2 separate regions of the Homo sapiens genome follow, and region 1 is linked to region 2. Evidence: chromatin contacts called from ENCODE Hi-C or POLR2A ChIA-PET data. All regions are on one chromosome and are shown on one strand. The core of a region is the stretch at or near the end of the contact, and the rest is flanking DNA. Distances in the headings are between cores, read along the strand shown. Region 1 holds the start of ZNF786 (zinc finger protein 786). Region 2 holds the start of ZNF777 (zinc finger protein 777).

Region 1 (3,650 bases), core at 256-2,755, 370 kb before region 2:
AAGTGCTGGGATTAGAGGCGTGAGCCACCACGCCCGGCCCTGTTGATCATATATGTAGCTAATTTATTTTAATTTTGTATAGTGTTCCACCGTCTGAATGTCACAAGTTTGTTTGTTTTTGAGATAGAGTCTCGCTCTGTCGCCCAGGCTGGAGTGCAGTGGCGCCATCTCAGTTCGCTGCAACCTCCACCTCCCGAGTTCAAGCAATTCTCCCTACCTCAGCCTCCCGAGGAGCTGGGATTACAGGCGTCCGCCACCACACTCAGCTAATTTTCGTATTTTTTAGTAGAGACAGTTTTTCGCCATGTTGGCCAGGCTGGTCTTGAACTCCTGACGTCAAGTGATCTGCCCACCTCGGCCTCTCAAAGTGCTGGGATTACAGGCGTAAACCACGGCGCCTGGCCTGAATGTCACAAGTTTTAAAATCCATTCTTTTACTCATTAATAATTTATTTTCAGGTCTGTGATTTGGCTGTTTATATCCTTTCCCCATATATATAGGTATGTATATATTTTTGGAGACGGAGTTTCGCTCTTGTTGCCCAGGCTGGAGTGCAATGGTGCAGTCTCGGCTCACTGCAACCTCCGTCTCCCGGGTTCAAACAATTCTCCTGCCTGAGCCTCCCGAGTAGCTGGGATTACAGGCGCCCGCCATCATGCCAGGCTAATTTTTTGTATTTTTAGTAGAGTTGGGGTTTCACCATGTTGGCCAGGCTGGTCTCGAACTCCCGACCTCACGTGATCCACCCGCCTCGGCCTCCCAAAGTGCTGGGATTACAGGCGTGAGCCACCGCGCCCGGCCTAATTCATTTAATAATCAGCAAAAATCCTCAACATTAAAGTTTACAAGATAAAAATACCCTCTAAACCTCGATTTTAAGAAACCACTAACTTAATTTTTTGTATCCTCTTCTACTCTTCCCAACGTATCATCTTACACTCAACCCAAATCACGCTAGACAATAAATTCTGACATTGAAGCCCCCGCCAAACACCATTTCAACCATTCGGAATCTTAAACTTTTTGGAACAGTTGTTCTGATTTCGGTGACTATGATGTAAAACTGGTTGACCTGTAACATCCACCTCTGGCCCCAAACCTTTCTATCCTTTCCACCGTCCGCTCCCCGTCCGCCCGGCATCCTCGCCCAGGCTCCGCCCCGCTCCTAGGTCGGCCTCGGTCCACGCTCGGCTTTGTCCAGGGGTTTGGCCACGGACAAGCCGCGGGAGCGGAGGCCACCTGCTCACCGCAGGGCCCGGAATCCACATCCCCAGCAGAAGCAGCCTGCAGACTCCGTCCTACCCGTGCACCGCGCGCACTCACGGGGACCCCAGGACACGGGCGAGCCCGGAACCCGAGGACCCACCACGACCCCGAAACCGGGCGTCCAAACAGGCTAGCCCGCTTACCCGAGGCGGCTCCGCCATGGTCCCCGCGGTCCCGCCCGGCCCTGGCAAACCCGACCGTCTCCGGCGGCTCCGCAGGAACCTGCCCTGCTGCGCACTGACTCCCCTCCGCTCCGCCCCAACCCGACTCCCACGCACAGCCCGGGTGGCCCCCAAACGCAGCGCCGGCCGGGCGCGGTGCATGCTGGGACCCGGCGCCCGGCCGCGGCTGCCGCTCAGTCCTACAGCGCCTCCTGCGGGAGGAAGAAGCGGCGCTGCCTGAGCGTCGGTCCTCAGAGGAGGGACCCAGGGGCCCGGGCGCCCTCAGAGCAGGCCGCAGCACGCCGGTCTTTGAGGGACCCTCGGATTCCCGGGATCTGGGGAGGGAAGCGGTCAGAGACAAGCTGAGGAGCTGGCCGGAGGGGAAACGGAGGGGCAGGACATGGAGAGATCAGGGACAGGGACAGGGAGAGATCAGGGACAGGGACAGGGAGACGCGCTCCACAGAAACCCAGACTGAGAGGCAGCGAGAGGGGAACCTCCGGTGCGGTTCCTCCCAAAGCCGCCCCCGAGACAGGCTTCGTCTGTGAGGGGGTCCCGGGAATCCAGCGAGGCCGGAAAGTGGGTGGGGGGCGCGCGCTGCCCGCGGTGGCCCGGGGCATCCGTCCCGCCGGGGGCGCGGAGGCCGTGGGGGCCCCATGCTTGTCCCGCCGGGGACGCGGAGGCGGGGTCCGCCCACCAGGTCCGGTCGCCGTGGGTCTAGAGCCCTCCGGGCTCCCCGGGCGGCCACGCTCCTTCCTTAGCAGAGAACGGCCTTGGGCAGAGACCCCATGCGGAAGCCACCCCGGCCTCAGGGCCGCCTGCAGGGACTCAGGGTGGCCCAAGGCTGCGGTCGGGCACCCCGGGCCCCGGCAGGAGACAGAGACAGAGTAGGAGGAGAAGACGGAGGAGGCCATGACACAGGGCGTGAGAAACACGAGAACGCAAGAACAGGGGAGAGGTGGGGAAACCAGGAAGAGACAGAAAGGAGAGAGGGCGAGGAAGGGGGTGGCGATTGTCTCCAGAAAATCAACCTCGCATTCTGTCTTAGTCATGTCTTAGGTGTCAGGCTGAAGTAGCAAAGGAAAAGTGTGTAGTTTGGAGAGGATGTGCATAAGAAATAAAATAGTCCCTGCGTAGGCTGAGGAGCATATACGCATCTGTGTTTGCCACAGAATCGTGAAATGTACATGCACCTTACTGTTTAACGTTTTTTATTTTTACAACTGTTATACAGTACAATTTTTTTTTTTTGGAGACAAAGTCTCACTCTTGTCACCCAGGCTGGAGTGCTGTGGCGCAATCTCGGCTCACTGCAACCTCTGTCTCCTGGATTCAAGCAATTCTCCTGCCTCAGCCTCCCGAGTAGCTGGGATTACAGGCATTTGCCACCACGCCCGGCTAATTTTTGTATTTTTAGTAGAGACGAGGTTTCACCATGTTGGTCAGGCTGGCCTCAAACTCCTGACCTTGTGATCTACCTGCCTCGGCCTCCCCAAGTGTTGGGATTACAGGCGTGAGCCACCGCGCCTGGCTTTTTTTTTTTTTTTTTTTTTTTTTTTTTTGAGACAGAGTCTTGCTCTGTCGCCAGGCTGGAGTGCAGTGGTGGGATGTCGGCTCACTGCAACCTCCGCCTCCCGGGTTCAAGCTATTCTCCTGCCGCAGCCTCCCGAGTAGCTGGGACTACAGGCACGCGCCACCATGCCCGGCTAATTTTTTGTATTTTAGTAGAGACGGGGTTTCGCCATGTTGGTCAGGCTGGTCTCGAACTCCCAACCTCAGGTGATCCACCCGCCTCGGCCTCCCGAAGTGTATACAGTACAATTTTTTAATGTATACTGCTATGAACTTTTTTTTTTTTTTTTTAGACGAAGTCTTGCCCTTGTTGCCCAGGTTGGAGTGCAGTGGCACGATCTCAGCTCATTGCAGCCTCTGGGTTCAAGTGATTCTCCTGCTGGCCGGGCGCGGTGGCTCAGGCCTGTAATCCCAGCACTTTGGGAGGCCGAGGCGGGCGGATCACGAGGTCAGGAGATCGAGACCATCCTGGCTAACACGGTGAAACCCCGTCTCTACTAAAAATACAAAAAATTAGCCGGGCGAGGTGGCGGGCGCCTGTAGTTCCAGCTACTCTAGAGGCTGAGGCAGGAGAATGGTGTGAACCCGGGAGGCGGAGCTTGCAGTAAGCTGAGATCGCACCACTGCACTCCAGCCTGGGCGACAGAGCG
Region 2 (3,350 bases), core at 454-2,953:
GAAGCTTACTCCCCAGACACCATCTGTCAGGGCACTCAAAGTTTAGCCTACGACCTTCCAGACGCAGAGGCCGGAGGCAGAGGCTGGAGCTCAGAGGGTCACCTGCTCCCACCGCGGAGATGCCCAGCTGGGCGCTGCCCGGCCTCCCCCGCCGCCCCCGACGGGCCGCGTCCGCTGCCAGGGCGGCCCAGCCCCTCACCCAGGGGCGGCCGCCGCCAGAGCCACCCCCTCCCCGTCCAGGCCCGCAGCCCTCTGGGCAGGCCTTTCTGGGGCTGCCGCACCGTGCCACGGATGCCTTGCTACGTGACCTTGGGGCCGGCAGGGCGGGTCGCCGCCAGGTGTCTGTGCCTCAGTGTCTCCGTTCTGCGAAATGGGAGAGCCGCGTCAGCGCCGCGCCCGGGCCGGGGAAGGCTCCGCGGGGCCGAGCTCTGCGGAAAACGTGCCGGCGGCTACCCCGACGGACGCAGCGCGGGCCCCGCAGGGAGCGAGCGCGCCTCCGGGCGCCCCACCTCGGGGCCGCGTGTGTGCCGGGCCGGGCGTGAGAGCAGCCTCCCTCGCACGGACGGCGGCGAGGCCCGTAGCCCTCCCCCACCGCCCGGGTCAAGACGCGCGGGCCCCCTCCAGGGCGCCCCCACCCCCCGCGCCAACGTCGTAGCGTTTCTGCCCCTTACCGAGATCCCAGGCCGGGCCGCCGAGCCCGGGACACGCAGGCCGTCCCCGGGGCCCCGAGGCCGCGCGTCCGTGCGCGCGCGGGCCGCCCTCACAGGAGCCGGGGCCGCCTCGGCCATGGCCCTGCGCTGTCCGGCCCGGGCCCCCGGAGTCGCCGCCGCTACTGCCGCCGCCGCTACTGCGCGCGGCCCCACGCAGGCCCGGCCGCCCGGCGCTCTCCGCAGGCGGCGCCGGCCCAGCCCTGTCTTCCCCGCCGGGGCTCGCGCGCGGCCGTCGGGCCCCGGCCTGCTCGGGGCGCGCGGGGCGAGCGGGCGCGGGGTCGCGGAGCCCGAGCGGCGGCGTCGGAGCTGGGCGCGCGGCTGTGCGGGCGGCCCGGCCGGCTGCGTCCCGGCGGCGAGCTGGGCCCCGGCCCTCAACGGCGGCCCCCGGCCCGCGCGCCGCCCCTCTGCGGCCGCGGCTGGGACCCCAGCTCCGGCCCCGGCCCCGGCTGCGAGCTGCGCTGCCGTCCCGGCGCCTCTTTAGCAGGGGAGCTGCACAGCAGCTGCCATGTTGCTACAAACTGCATCCTGGGAGGCATGTCCCTCTCAGGCCGTTTAAAGAGAAACACTCCGAGGCTCGTCGGAGGCTGCCGGAACCCAGACAGCTCCATCTACAGCCGGTAGGAGCGAACAGTGTCGAGCGAGCCGCCCGGCGGCGACGGACACGCCCTGAGCCCGGGCCAGCCCGTCGTGGAGCCCGGGCCGAACCGCCGGGGCCTCCCACCCTCCAGGACCCTCCGGCCTCTCACCTGGGGTCCTCGCCTGCCCAGGCACCCTCGGGCGAGGCCGGGAGGCGCGCGGGCGGAGGCGCAGTCGGAGCGCGCAGCCCAGGCGACGTGCTGGGGTCTGGAGGCGGCTTGATTGGCTCCGACAGCCTTCCTCCCGCCGATCCCCTGCGCCTCTCACACCCAGAACCCGGGGTCGTTCCCTTTCAAAACCTGCGCTCACAAAGGGATCTAAGAAACCCGTCACACCAGAGAAAGCCCGGAGTTCATGTGACCAGCTCAGTGCAGCCCGGGTTCCAGGGACGCGGGCTGTGCTTCCAAGGGGAGCCAGGGGGTTGGGTGCTTTTGTGAAATGCCCGAGTGTTGTTTTCGACATGAAAGGACCGAATTCCTAGAATCAGACCCTGCTGGGGCTGGAAGTGGCCAGACGGGTCATTTAGGAGGAAACTGAGGCCGAGTGGGCAGCGACTTGTTTACCCTCAGTCACAGTATGAATGAATGCTCTTTGTAACCATGAGAAGTCCCAAAAGAAATGCAGGAGCTTAGAGTTGAGAACTCCCCTTCCTGGACAGGTCCACTTAAACATGTATTAATTGAATACCTACGAGGTGGCGAGAACTGGGGATGAATTGAAAAGGAAAAAAAAAGAAGAAACTATAGGCAGGCGTCCTGGTTACTAGCGATGAAGCCCAACTGGAACTAACTTAAGTGAGGGAAGACGGCGGGGGGGAGCAGAGGACATTGTGTTTACCTAATGGAACCCCAGGAGTGGAGCTGGTCTTGGAAGGCAACAGGACTCAGTATGCTGGCAGCTCAGATAATGGAAAGTTATGGCCAGACGTGGTGGCTCATGCCTGTAATCCCAGCACTTTGGGAGGCTGAGGTGGGCAGATCACGAGGTCAAGAGATCGAGACCAACCTGGCTAACGTGATGAAACCCTGTCTCTACTAAAAATACCAAAATTAGCTGGACGTGGTGGCGCGGCCCTGTAGTCCCAGCTACTTGGGAGGCTGAGGCAGGAGAATCTCTTGAACCCGGGAGGCAGAGGTTGCAGTGAGCCGAGATCGCCCCACTGCACTCCAGCCTAGGGGACAGATCAAGACTCCGTCTCAAAAAACAAAAAAAAGGAAAGTTACAGATAGAGGTAAGGCCAGAGCTATGCATCCTGTCCCCTCCCTTCCCGGAGGCTAGAGTTCTCACCCAGGTCTTTATGCATTAACTAACATGTGTGCATTCGTAAACAATGCACACTACTGGTTTTGGTATTTTTACATTTTATGTGAATGATATTATCCAGTCCCTATCCTGTTGCAACTTGCTTTTTTCCATGGGTCATTTTGTTTTTGAGATACAGACATGTTTAAACAAGAATATCTGGTTCATTCATTTTACCCACAATATAGTATTTCATTGAATACATAAACTACAGTTTACGTTCCATTCCCCCTAGAGGAATGAGAACAAACCTGCTGCCAGCGACATCTGCATGCATGTCTCATTGTGCACTGCTAAAGTGCGTCTCTAGAGACGCCTAGACATGGGACTCTGGATGGCAAGAGCACCTTCATCTTTCCCCGGCTTCCCGAACTGCTCACTGAAGGGATGGTGCCTACTTACACACCCACTATCGTGTGATTTTCTCTTTCCCCATCCTGGCTCATACTTACTGATAATGGACTCAGAACGTTTGCCGACATGATGACTGTGAAATGGTAGCTCATTATTTTAATTTGTATTTGTATTTCCCTGATTAATGAAGTTGGACATCTTTTCATGTTTACTGACATTTGGTTTCTTCCTCTGTGAATTTCCTCTTCATATCATTTGCCAATGTTTCTGTTGTGAGATCTTTTTCTTATTGGCTTATAGGTATTTCATTAAAAATCTATTCTGGATCTTAATCATATCACCAAACAT

Evidence for each region. Hi-C counts contacts between places; a loop is a spot of excess contacts on that map. ChIA-PET counts read pairs that join two places held with the same protein, here RNA polymerase II (POLR2A). Pooled maps may share reads with other maps.
Region 1: a map of naive thymus-derived CD4-positive, alpha-beta T cell shows a loop between it and region 2 (12-fold over the local background). The contact joins the promoter of ZNF786 here to the promoter of ZNF777 in region 2. A Hi-C loop is called at or near these places in 1 of 168 maps with a recorded cell type or tissue (naive thymus-derived CD4-positive, alpha-beta T cell), 1 of 37 single-sample maps with no recorded cell type and 10 of 50 pooled maps. POLR2A ChIA-PET finds 5 or more read pairs at or near these places in 1 of 52 experiments (naive thymus-derived CD8-positive, alpha-beta T cell).

What each region holds. Positions count from the first base shown.
Region 1 is chr7:149,089,213-149,092,862 of GRCh38, forward strand. ZNF786 (zinc finger protein 786) reads right to left here and starts at 1,506. Exons shown (of 4, transcript NM_152411.4): 1 at 1,411-1,506. The coding sequence starts at 1,428. RefSeq lists silencers at 1,448-1,747, 1,868-2,357.
Region 2 is chr7:149,459,359-149,462,708 of GRCh38, forward strand. It overlaps ZNF777 (zinc finger protein 777), which reads right to left and starts at 1,704. Exons shown (of 6, transcript NM_015694.3): 1 at 1,457-1,704. RefSeq lists silencers at 365-724, 735-814, 1,105-1,174, 1,345-1,684.